2 separate regions of the Mus musculus genome follow, and region 2 is linked to region 1. The links are chromatin loops, found by intact Hi-C in ENCODE. Cell type or tissue: heart. All regions are shown on one strand. Links, peaks and the distances in the headings refer to the core of each region. The heading gives the core; the rest is flanking DNA. Region 1 holds the start of Bnip3l (BCL2/adenovirus E1B interacting protein 3-like). Region 2 overlaps Gm30438 (a long non-coding RNA gene).

The links. Peaks named below come from ENCODE experiments on the same cell type or tissue, not always from the same donor. Only the 100,000 strongest peaks of a DNase experiment are listed, where the experiment ranks them.
Region 2: a loop joins it to region 1, with 9 times the contacts of the local background. A loop is called at or near these places in 3 of 42 quality-filtered maps.

Annotation. Positions count from the first base shown.
Region 1 is chr14:67,005,327-67,011,906 of GRCm38, forward strand. It overlaps Bnip3l (BCL2/adenovirus E1B interacting protein 3-like), which reads right to left and starts at 3,551. Exons shown (of 6, transcript NM_009761.3): 1 at 3,362-3,551. The coding sequence starts at 3,458. In heart, for the core only: no CTCF peak of the experiment used is centred there; DNase peaks (open chromatin) are centred at 2,415, 3,255 and 3,615; H3K4me3 peaks cover 2,513 bases; H3K27ac peaks cover 2,345 bases.
Region 2 is chr14:67,185,718-67,192,297 of GRCm38, forward strand. It overlaps Gm30438 (a long non-coding RNA gene), which reads left to right. Exons shown (of 8, transcript XR_874742.2): 8 at 3,081-3,495. Among named protein-coding and RNA genes, the nearest start is that of Gm30806, 13 kb to the right of the region's middle. In heart, for the core only: a CTCF peak has its summit at 3,206 (motif pointing left); DNase peaks (open chromatin) are centred at 2,134, 2,814, 3,164 and 3,384; H3K4me3 peaks cover 1,296 bases; H3K27ac peaks cover 967 bases.

The sequences.
Region 1 (6,580 bases), core at 1,036-6,035:
TGGACACTACACATTAGTGACTGACAAAGGCATCATATGTGCCCTAGCCTGAACCTTTCCCCAGGGCAGATAGCAAGAAAAGGCTGTAATTCCAATTACACCAGAGTTATGATACCACTCTGATCTTCCTTATGCCATTCCTGCAGTCTCCTATGTGTCTTACCTTGAGAAACTTGATAGTTTTGTTAATTATAAAAGTAACTACTGGAAACATCCTTTTGGGTATTTGTCTTCCAACAGTTCCTATAGTGGTAACAGAATCAGAGAAAGGTTTCACTGTCTGAAATATATCAATAATTTGGGCTGGAGAGATGGCTCAGCTGTTAAGAGCATGCACTGCTCTTACAGAGGAACAGAGTTGCAGGGCGTGGTGGCGCACGCCTTTAATCCCAGCACTCGGGAGGCAGAGGCAGGCGAATTTCTGAGTTGGAGGACAGCCTGGTCTACAAAGTGAGTTCCAGGACAGCCAGGGCTACACAGAGAAACCCTGTCTTGAAAAACAAAACAAAAAAACAAAACCAAAGGAACAGACAGAGTTCAATTTCCAGGACCCATATCTGTTTGTATTCCAGATTCCAAGGATCTAACGTCATCTTCTGGATGCTATGGGTACCTGCACTCAAGTGGACATACCACAACATAGGTACGTGTACACACACACACACACACACACACACCCCTAAAATAGTCCTTAAGAAATTTTAATAATTTGCTATTAACACTCTGCTGTGGGGCTAGAGAAATGGCTCAACAATTAAGAGCAGTATCTGCTCTTCCAGAGGACCTGGGTTGGATTCCCAGCATGACTTGGAGGCGCACAACCATCTGTACTTCTGTTCCAGGAGATTTGATGTCCTCTTCTGGCCTCATAGGCACCAGGTATGCACATGGTGCACATACATATATGCAGGCACACCCATACACATTAAAACGGACAGACAAACCCTCTGCCATGATCCTTGAACTAAAGATAAAAATCCCAAGCCAGAGATAATCTGTATGTGTTTCAGCTGCTGTTTTCCACAGTTGTGGAACTGCGGCCAGCAAAGTGCTTAGAGTTATCAGCAATTAGGATGGTTTTAGATGTCTGAGTAAGTTGTTTTGCTCATCCAAAAAAAAAAAAAAAAAAAATCACTTGGAAGAATCAATAAAGTTTGTTTTGTTCAATCCAGGGTTGTGTACTAAACTTTAAAAAGCAAACAAAGGCCAGGCAGTGGTGGCACACCCCTTTAATCCTAGCACTTGGGAGGCAGAGGCAGGCAGATCTCTCTGCCTCTGCCTCTGCCTCCCAAGTGCTGAGGTCAGCTTGGTCTACAGAGTGAGTTCCAGGACCGCCAGGGCTACACAGAGAAACCTTGTCTCGAAAAAAAAAACAAAACAAAACAAAACAACAACAACAACAACAAAGCAAGCAAAGTAAGAGGCAAGGACAATAATTAAACCTGGCACCATCGAGCTTTCAGTAACTTTTAAAAGTACAGCTTAATTAGCCCAAGTACAATACTTTTTATCTAGCAGATTTCCCAAAGTAACATCTGGTATCATCTATAGGCTGGAGGGTCTCCAAGAGCCATTGAGAAAACTAAGGAAGAAGCTGGCTGGTCCATGACAAACACCTCCCAGGTCTGTGAGACTTAGGAATAAACAAACATAGCTCAACCCTTTTCAGTTCTGTTGTTAATAAAGAATCCAAGAAAAATGAAAATCCCTTTGAATTTTCCAGACATCTAAGCAGTAAGAAGACGCTGAGCACAACTAACTCATAAAGGCCCAGGCGGAAGATACTCATATATAAGCATGCCAAAAACAAGGGAAGGCTCCCGAAAGCACCCATGGGCCTCAAAAAAGAGCCACAGCTTCTGGAAATAACATGAAGCATGTATTTCTTTAGTCTTTTCATTTCCAAAAATGTATGCTAAAGATGGGTAAAAATTTTAAATTCTGAATTATGTGATTATGAGTAAAATTTAAGGACACACTTGACTAGATCTTTGTAAAAGCCGGCATTTTAGAGAAGTTATCAAATATTGCTTATCAAAATATGGGGCAGGGACAGAGTCTTAAAATTCCTGAATTCTTTGTTCCTTATTTTTTGGTTTTGTTGTTTTCTGACACAAAGTTTTATTCTGGGGACCACGCTTACTACACTTCCCTAGTGCTTGAATGACAGGCAAGTGGCACCACACCTGGCTAAAATACCCAAACGCTCCTGCCACTATCCTCTAGACTCAGTAACAGCTCTTCCCTAAACCGTTCTGGCCACCCTGGAAGCCATCCCTCTTATGAAAGACACTGCCTGACCTTTAAGCATACAAATGGCTTTTAAAGAACTTCATCTGGCCCTGTGACAACTACCACCACCCACTACCTCTTTCATTAAGACATGAAATCCAAACAGAAAGGTTGGGCAAGAAGGTCCGGCGATCTCACAACAACAGCGGACACTCTGGGGACAAGATGTCTGTTTGACTGCAACTGGATCCTGACCATCAACTTTCAATTGCTAGTACCTGTGGCCTGCGTCTGTTGTGTTGTTTACTGTATTTCCTGAAGTTCACTGCAGATTTGGCTGAAATGGACGTGATCCTAGGGCATGTGCTGGGCACCCAATCCATTTAACATAAGAAACAGCACTTGAAAAGTTACTAGTATGGTGGCTGCCGCCTGTCACCCAAGAACTTGGGAAAGTGGAAAGTAGGAGGGATCAGGTCACTCAGCAACACAACGAGTGAGGCCAGCCTGGGCTACATGAGAAGCTCTCTCAAAAAAAAAAAAAAAGAAAGAAAAAGAAAAGAAAAAGCAGTAAAATATGAATTCAAGGTTAACAGCAACAAAAAACTCACTTGAGAAACTTGGGAATTTTCAGACTAAAAAAAAAAAAAAAGATAAATGTCAGGGGCGGAGCAAGCACCCTGCACGAAACTCCGATGACCCCCTGGACCGGCGTGTGGTAGGAGGCGAGCTCCGCAAGCACACCTGCGCGGCCGCACGTCCACCCGCCACGCCCGACCGGTCGCGTCCATCCCCCGGTGTCCCCGCCGCACGTCCCATGCTCCCCCTCCGCTGGCCAGCCTCCGCTTGCCACCCCGAGTTGCGTGCGCCTCCGGCTCCCGACGCCCACCGCGACCCTAAACCTCGGCGCCCAAGGCGCAGGCCGCGAGCCAGCGCCGAGCGCCTGCTCCTAACCGGAGCGCGCCGCTGTCAGTCATACGCACAATCTCGGTCCCAACCAATGAGCTGTCGTCTGCTCCCGCCCACTCCCCCACCACCACCACCAACCCCCCCCCCCCGCCCGCACGGCGGCGGCCGAGCGGCTCCTCCTCCCCCATCCCTCCGCTGAGCCCGGCGGCCCCGTGCTCACTGTTGAGGCCAGCGGGCGGCGGCAGGGGCTGCTCCCCTTCCTCGCAGTTGTTGTTGTTGTTGTGCAAGGGCGGCGGCGGCTCGACTAAGTGAGACATGGTCTGGAGACTGGAAGCGGCACGGCCGCAGGACGACAGTATCCGGCTCTCGAGCAGCAACACAACAAGTCGAGTTCCCCCGCCCCCTTTTCTGCGTCTGCGCAGTCCCTCCCTTCGTGACGTCAGGGCCCTCCCGGACCATGTGATGACAACACAGGCAGCTGGACGGCGGGGTCGGAGCCCAGGATAGGGGGCGTGACCAGGCCGGGCTGGGCGGGGCATTCGCGAGCTGCTCGGGACGTGCGGGTGCGGAAGTCGAGCTGATACGGGCGCCAGGAAAGAATTCCTGCGAGTCAGTCGCAATAGCCGGAAGGGCTGAGCTAGGAAGTTGGCATTGGATTGAGATTAGGGAGGAGTGTGCAGCCCGGAAGCGCGCGGGGCCTGAATGGAACCCCTCCCACGCCTGCAGTATCCACTTAAGAACTCACCCGTGGCTTTAAAGAAGCAGAAAACCCCAGTTCCTCCCCTTAGTGAAACATCCATTTGTGCCTCCCACAGAATACCGTGGGAGGTACCTTGGAGCTAATCACCTTGTTGGAATTTATAACATTTTAATTGCAAAGGTAACATGTAATCACGGTTTAAAAAAAAAATCAATGGCTGGGCGTGGCGCACACTTGTTATTTCAGCTCTTTCTAAGACTGAGGCAGGAGGATTTCGAGTTCCCTGCAGCCTACGCTATCGAGCGACCCATTGCCTTCAAAAACAAATTAAAAGGGAAAAGAAAATACAGATTTACCCAAACCCTGGTTGTTATCTATCTCTGTAAATGCCCTACCTCCTGTACGCTGGTTGCTGACTCTGTTAATGTTCCTAAATACTCCTACGTCGTATCTTTGTCAAGTTTCCTTGACCCGATTTTTGTATAATGTTTTTCTCAATATTGTACTTGCCTTTTAACTTTGCTTTAATTGCAGTTGTTGAATTTTCATGTAATTGTCTTTTTTAAAAATATGGTCTGAGATACCCAAACACGGAAATACTAAATCTAGGACCAGCCAGTGAGATGGTTCTGCCGGTAAAGGCGCTTGCTGAGTAAACCTGCAGACTGAGTTCATTGCCCGGAGCTCCCGGTAGATGGGAAGAAAGCTAACAAAGTTGCCTTCTGACCTCCACCAATGCACCGTGGCATATGCCCTCCCCCTCTAAATCATAAATACAGGCACACACAATAAGTCTTTGTCACTTTGAATTGACATCCAAAAACATGATCTGGAGGGATAGCTTGGGGGGTTAAGCACACTGGCTGCTCTTGCAAAGGACTCAGGTTTGGTTCAAAACACCCACATGACAGCTCGTTCACAGGGCACTCAATGCTGTCTTCCGGCATCTGAGGGCATGAGAAACCCGCATGGTACACAGACATACGTGCAGGCAAACATCCACATGCATTTATAAAACCCCAATTCTCTGGTGAGATGACTCCGGTTAAAGGCTGGGCTGCAGCCCAGAGTTATATACTGAGTTCAATCTCTGGGGCTCACATAGTACAAGGAGAGAACCTACCCCACAAACTGTCCTTGGACCTCCACATGTACACAGTGCCATACACACATAAATAGTGATAAAAATCATCTCTTAGGCCTCCCACATACAGTGTTATATTTATAAAGGCATAATGCAGGTATAAAAACATTCCTCTGGGTCTTCTCATTTTATGTCTAAGTACTTCATGTACCTGAGACTGACTTAACATATAGTGCAAAGTAGGCAAAATAGACCACTCATCTTATTCTCTGACCTCCACAGGCATGCCTCCTCTCAAATACGTAAATAGAAAATTAAAGCAAAAAGACAGATTTTTCAAAAGATCCAACTAGGAATGAAAAGAAACACGCCTCATATTGAGAATGTACTCTTTGGAGCATACTCTGTAAGAATCTTATATCCAGACTAGAAACACTGGGAGCAGGCAAACAAACTGGGTCACATTGTTCTGTTTCTTTCAGACTCTGTATGAACCTTTTATTTGCGTGTATGTGTGTGCATGGGTGGATGCATGTGTACAATCTCCATGACTTGCACCCCCCAAGGCAAGAAGATTGACTGGATTCCTCTGGAACTGGGATCACAGATGGCTATGATACACCATGTAGGTGCCACAGGAGATCCTGAGCCATGGCTCTGGCCCCACCCGAACCTTTTTGATAGTGTGGCTTGCAGTCTAGGCTGGCCTGGGACCCTGCATTGCTTGAGCATGACTTTGGATTCCTCACCCTTTCCTTGTTTCGAGGCTGTTGTGATTACAGGTGTGCACCACCACACCCAACCTAGGTCACCATTTCCTTTCTTTCTTAAATGGATAAAAGTGAAAAGCCAGTTTTTGTTCAATTAGAGATGTGAAAACATGGCTGATAGCCGGGCGGTGGTGGCACCCACCTTTAATCCCAGCACTCAGGAGGCAGAGGCAGGCGGACTTCTGAGTTTGAGGCCAGCTTGGTCTACAAAGTGAGTTCCAGAACAGCTAGGGCTAGAGAAACCCTGTCTCAAATAAACAAACAAACAAACAAAAATACCACCCCCCCCCCAAAAAAAAGAAAGAAGATGGTTGATATAATCATGATTCAAGGTTTTGTTATTTTGGAAATAATTTTTAAAAAATATTTATTTATTATTATACATAAGTACACTGTAGCTGTCTTCAGACACCAGAGGAGGGCATCAGATCTCATTACGGGTGATTGTGAGCCAACATGTGGTTGCTGAGATTTGAACTCAGGACCTTTGGAAGAGCAGCCAGTGCTCTTACCCACTGAGCCATCTGGTCAGCCCTTGGAACGCATTTTTGTCATCATGTCCCAGATCTGTAATGTCCCTATCCCATAAGGTACTAATTCTGGCTGTAGGGCTGTACACTAATAGTTTTTACACTGAGACTGGGATGATTATTAATTTCTACTTGCAAAATAAAAACAAAAATCAAAACCAGGAACTGGCTATGGAAAATCCACACAAGTGTGGCTATGTAGACAAGAAAATCCTCTTTATAGATAATACTTGAAAGTCACCCACCAGCACACACTTGGAAGACAGAGAAGCAAGAACGTCAGTTCAAGACTACCCTTTGAGCTGGGCGGTGGTGGCACACACCTTTAATCTCAGCACTTGGGAGGCAGAGGCAG
Region 2 (6,580 bases), core at 1,029-6,028, 180 kb after region 1:
AATTATTCCCATTTAGTTCTTACATTGAATTAGATCTTATTAGTCACTTAGACATGATTTATTAATAAAACATGCGGAAGAATATGTGTAGGTGATAGTTACTCTTATTTATTTTTTTAAATATAAAGGCTAGAGAGGGGATATATCTTGTCACTTATGAGCACTTCCTGTAGAGATTCAAGTTGTCAGGACCCTTGTTGGTAGCTCACAGCCACCTGTAACTCCAGTGCCCTCTCTGCTCTGCACAGGCACATACACTGCATATTACAAACACAGAGACAGGCTCAACCATCTGTAACTCCAGTGCCCTCTTCTGGTCCGCACGGGCACCTACACTACATAAGACACATACACAGTCATGCACATTTACATAAACAAAAAGACACCGTTAAAAAGAAATTTTAAAACAGGAAGGGAAGTGGACTTGACTATCTACAGTTTGGTATCTTTGGGGATCATGGATTCAGCTATCAAGGAACAACTATGCAGCAGACCCCGTTTTAAATGCCTCACAAGGGTTTAGTTCACAACTTCTTTGTCACCTTTGACCTCTTTCCTAAATGAGACTTTTAAATGCATGAACAGTAATAGAATTACGGAAGGAAGCCATACAGAAGAGGCGGTTTAAGCATGAGTCACACTGGTCACATATTTACTTTGTTATCAGCACGTTAAATTACCAGATGTCATAGCCCGTGTAGTGCACACTATATTTAAAGTAATGGTTGCGCGCCTACCAGTTAGGACATCTGCAGCAGCTGTAAGTGCTTCTGAAGCATCATCAGAGGACTGCTAAGACTGTTGGGGTTGAACTACTTCTATTTCTGCCTAGATACATAAAGGAAGATGCTGTGGTCGAGCAGGGCATGCAGAGATGAAGATACCACTTCAAGTTCACATAGTTCCTTTTCGTTACTAACGGCTTGCTCCTAAGCTCCCCACTCTCTATTCCTTCCCTCACAGAAACCCCTCTCACACGCAGACATTGGGCACAAAACAGACAAGAAAGAGGTTGGGAGGATGGAAGAGAGAGGAGTTGCCTGGATTGCTTTATGTCAACTTATAGAAGCTTAAGGTATCTGAGAGGAAGGAACCTCGATTGAGAAAATGCCTCCATACAATCAGGCTGTGCCCAAGACTGGAAGACATTTTCATAATTAGAGTTTCATAGGGGAGGGCCTGGACCCTTGTGGGTGGTGCCACCTCTCAGCTGGAGCTCCTGAGTGCTAGAAAAAAGCAAGCTGAGCAAGCCATGAGGAGCAAGCCAGCAAGCAGCACTCCTCCATGACCTCTGCATCAGCTCCTGCCCCCAGGTTCCTGCCCTGTTTGATTTTCTACTCTGACTTCCTTCCATGAACAGTGCAGGAGAAGTGCAAGCCAGGTAAACTCTTTCCTCCCCACATTGTTTTTGGTTGTGGTGTTTGATCGCAGCAATGATAACCCTAACTAGGACAAGAACAATCTGTTGTTCTTGTCCTCACCGGTTTTGGGTTTCATGCAAACAGTAACATTCCATGTACCTGACAGTGGATGGTGGCTGTTTTTAGACTCCCACATCCAGACTCATGGTGTCTGCCCAGACACAGCAGCACCGCTGGGCACTGTCCTCTTGGCTGCCACAAAAAGGTATCAAAGGTTTGGCGGTTTAAAATAGCTGAAGTGTGGGGCTGTGGAGATGGCTCAGTGGATAAAGCGATTGCCTATAACCTCATCACTGGTGGGAGGCAGAGACAGAGAATCCCCGGAGCAAGCTGAGTGGCCAGACTAGCTGAAGCACTGAGCTCCAGGGTCAGTTGCAGTATGTGGACCTGGGTTTGGATGCTAGCACACATATGGCAATTCACAACCTTCTAATTCCAGTTCCAGGGATCCGACACCCTTTTCTGGCCTGTGCAGGCACTGCATGCATGTCAACCACATGCAGGCAGGCAAAGCACTCATACCCAGGACCAGCTAGCTGTCTTACCTTCCTGCTGCTGTGCCTTCCCCACCGTGCTTGACACATCCCGGCTCCCCCGCCCCCCTTTAAACTGTGAACCAAATTAGGTTGCCTTTGTAAGGGATTTGCTGAGAGTGGTTCTGCTGCATTCCAGGCAGGTGACTTGAGCCTCCTATTTCCTTATCTGTAAAATGGGCATAACAAGGGCACCTGCCTGGCCAGGTGTGGCCTGGATCGAGTGAGATGCTGTAAAAGCGTGTGTGGGTGGATGGGTGGTGGTGAAGATGATGTTGATGATGTTGGTGGTGTAGTTGCCCTGGTTATTAGTCCAGAGGACTCACCATTGCATTGATTACAGTACAGAAAGGGCTCAGCTTGCAAGGACTAACCAGACTTGGCTCTTGCAGGCCAGAATCTAGTATATGGCACGGAGATGCCTGGCAGCTGCCAGGAGTCCAGAAAGTAGAGTTCTGCAACTGCTGGGAGGGATGGTTGAACGGTTCACCAAACAACACTGGCATCAGGTAGCCTTTTGCCCCCACCTCCAAAGAGGTAGAAAAGGTGACAATAGAGGTTTTCCATTCCGTTTTTTGTGCCTGCGATGTGCGCACAGAGCCTCAGGAGGTAAACAATCCACCTCCACCAGCTTATCTACCAACTACGTTTTTTTCCAACAGTGCCAGCTTTAGAATCACAACTGCAACCAGGACCCTCTAGCATCCTGTGGAAGTCACTACCTCCCAAGCCCTTAAACCTTTGAAATGGCTTGTTTAAACGCGTCGACATCCTTCGGGTGCCTGCCTCCAGGAAGGAGGGAGAAGGCTGTGCAGTGATTGGCTAGGAAGTGGGCGGAGCCACTGCGTGACTGCTTGTGTTCCACCTCCTGTAGAAGTCCTGGCTGTCCGCAGGGAGGAGGAGGGGACTAGGGCAGCTCCACTGGGCGTGTTGCCTAGGGACACTTAGAAGATTGCAAGAGATTTTAATTTCTTGCTTAAGAGTCAGGGTCAGAGTCCCGTCTTATCTTAGTGGTTTCTGTCTGAACCTTCCAATGCCATCGCCCTACCTGTAATAGGTCGATAAAGTTAAATGGGAAAAAAAAAGAATTAGCTAATTATTTAATAAATGAAGCTGTTGCTTGCAGGTCACAGTCGACGATCCTGCTGTGTCATCCGTGGAGGGCTGAGTCAGCCCTGCCTCAAACCTGAACCCAGTGGACCGGGATCTGTACGAGGCTCTCTAGCTCCACCGTCTGGCAGGGGAGCGCAATGAGCTTTGCGACCGTGAAACCGAGACACTGTTAAGGATAAAAACAGGACTAAACCTCACCGAGTAGTTCATGTGTCCCTTTCCCTTTAACTCTCTATCCTCCAGCTAGATCCGTTTACCGGAGATCTGGGTTTCTGCTGATTGCTTTACAGAGCCCTCTGCCCCCGTGCTCCCCCAGGACTTCAGGCACGCCCTTGGCCAGAACCCAGGCGCCGCCTAGGCTCTCTCTTCACTTCCTGCCTCCTAACTCTCAAGAGGGGCGGAGCTGCTTTCTAGAAGGCAATTTGAACCTGGGCTTTTTTTTTTTTTTTTTTTTTTTTTTTTTTTTTGGTCATCACAATAAAGGGGAGCCTTACTGGCATTTAGTGGCGCTGACCCGCCATGCTGGACATCTAGTAGGATAGTTCATATTGTCTTAGGAGGTTTTTCAGATATCCTGCTGGACATTTGTGTAGGTGAATGCCATGCATTAACTCTCAGAGCTAGGACCAGGTCTATTCCATTTATAAACATAAAGGACTTTCTGTAAGACCCTCCTTTCTCTCTCCCACCGTCCTTTACTTCATTTCTTGCTACCATTCCCACCCCGTTCTTATTTTCTGCGACAGACTCTTGCTTTGTATAGTCCAGAGCTAGGACCAGCTCCATTTTATTTACAAACAAGTTTTTTGAAGGTCCTTCCTTCCTTCCTTCCTTCCTTCCTTCCTTCCTTCCTCCCTCCCTCCCTCCCTCCCTCCCCCTCTCTCCCTTCCTCTTTCCCTCCCTCCCTTCCTCTTTCCCTCCCTCCCTTCCTCTTTCCCTCCCTCCTTTCTTTCCTTCTTTCCTTCCTTCCCTTATTCTTTCTATGGAGCCCATGCTGACCTGAAACATGTAATCCTCCTGCCTCCGTTTCTTCCCAAGAACTGGAACTGCACTTATCACCGTAGCCAGATGAAGCTTTTATTACAACAAAATCTATACAATATTCCAGGCACCGTTTTAGCCATTTCTAAGTGAACAACATCAGTGGCTGACTTGTATTCAGAATGCTATGAAACCATCGTTTCTGTCAATCTCCAAATCTTTTCCATGACTCCAAACAGAGACAGGGTAGTCAGTAATCAGGAACTCCCATCCTGCCTCCTCTAGCCAGGGCTTCCTCTGATCTACTTTCAGTCTCCGTGAGCTTGTGGGTTCTCAGTACCTCAGGTGAGTGGATGCGGGCAGTGTTTGGCCTTTGTTTTGTTGACAGCTTAAAGGAAAGTTGCCACCACTGCAGATATAGCTCCATGCCTGCTGTTTGAATCATAGTAAAATACAAATGTATCAGTCTGCGCTTATAGCTGTCTCAAGCCACATGGCTGCTTGCATCTGAAACAGGATGTTTTATAACATAACTGTCCGAATATTCACATATCCGAATATGTATTATTTTGTATGTTCTTATTTACATTTTTATACTAAAACTTGTATGTGGGTAGCATACTGATTTAACTTTAGTAAAAGTACATTACAAAACATTTATTACAGAAAGAGACACAGGGTGTGGTGGGGCTAAAATTTCCAAACAACCAGTCCTGAGATCTGGGGTATATCTCTGGAAATGGCATGCTATTAACTTCCTACGACTACTACCTGTCTCTGGAAACCTGCATGGTTAGTCCTCATTCCTCAAGCAGTAAATCTCCAAACTATCTCTTCTGTTGACTTTTGGTCACTCTCTGCTTTCTGTGGCCTGGGAAGTACAGTCAGTCAGGGGCCTTTATTTCTGTGTTGTCAGTGTTGGGCACTGTCCTTACTACTACCATTCCTGGCTCACAATAGGCACAGGCATTATAAAGAATTGACAGGGAGACTTTATTTTTTAATATTTATTTTTCTTTTAAAAGATGTGTGTGTGTGTGTGTGTGTGTGTGTGTGTGTGTGTGTGTGTGTGTGTGAGAGAGAGAGAGAGAGAGAGAGAGAGAGAGAGAGAGAGAGAGAGAGAGAGAGAGAAAGAGAGAGTCCCTGCAACTGGAATTAAGGCAGTTGTGAGCTGTTGTGTGAATGCTGAAAACCGAACTTGGGTCCTCTGCAAGAGCAGCATGTGCTCTTAACCACTGTGCTATCTCTCCAGCCTGAGAAAAGATCCCTTCTAGGCCCACAATTAAAGCCAGCAAGTCAAATAATGTGTGTATACATGCACACCCGTACACACACACACACACACACACACACACACACACACACACACTCATGACTTGAAATAGTTTTCTGCTCTTCACCTGCTGAGCACTGTCTCCTCATGAGGACTGCAGGCTCATCCATGCAGAGCTCCAGATGAACTCAGGGCTTGGCAAACGCTTAGCATATGCTCTGTGTCGAACTGAACTCCCAGACTTTAAAGCTGGGTTTTCAGCATCCAATAAAACAACAGACCCCAGCGCAAGGCCCCTGCATTTCACACGTGGGAACCGGAACCACACTACGCTTGCTTCCCACTGAAATTTATCTGGTTGGGAACACTTGAATATTGATTTTTTTTTTCTGCACAAAAAGGCAGGAAGTGTTACATATATTGTTTCCTAGCCAGCCACCTCTTTATTATTCCTGTTTCCTTGGCCTCAGAGTCTTTCTTCAGAGTGCATGATGCCACGCCTCTTTAAATGAACTCCAATTTGCCAGGTGGTGATGACACACACCCTTAATCCCAGCACTCAGGAGGCAGAGGATGGTGAATCTCCGAGTTCAAGGCCAGCCTGGTCTACAGAGCAAGTTCCAGTAGCCAGGGCCACACAGAGAAATTCTCTCTTGAAAAGCAAACCAACGAACAAACAAAGCTCCTATCTGGTTGCTAAAGATCAAGCACTATTTCTTGACTTTACAGTGGTGCGATGAGCTTTCCATGCGACCATTTATTTATTTTTTCCTATTCCTATAGAATGTTCCATAGGTTCTGTGAAATCCTTTGTTAGATACAGGGCTTTGTGTGAAAGGGCCTGGCTTGCCTGAAGGCCAATGCAAGCTGAGAACGGATGGCAGTAGACTACATTTTGGATCTAGACTCTTTCTGAAAGATGCTGTGTTGAGGTTTGGTTCCTAACCTGTAGCATTATTGGTAGGTAGTGAACTGATTAGTAGGTAGGGCCTAATGGAAGGAGGTTAGGTCACTGAAATCATGCCCTCGACGAGTGTATTGGAACCCAAGCTCTTCCTGTGTCTTTGTTTCCTAGCTGTGATGAGATGAGCAGTTCCCTGGCATGTTCTTATCATGATGTACTGTGCTACCACAGGCCCAAAGCAAGAGAACCAAGCAGCACAGACCCAAACCTCTGAAACCATGAGTCAAAGCAAACCTCTTCTTTGTAAATGTTGGTTATCCATTTTTCCCTTCCTTCTTTCTTCCCTCCTTCCCTT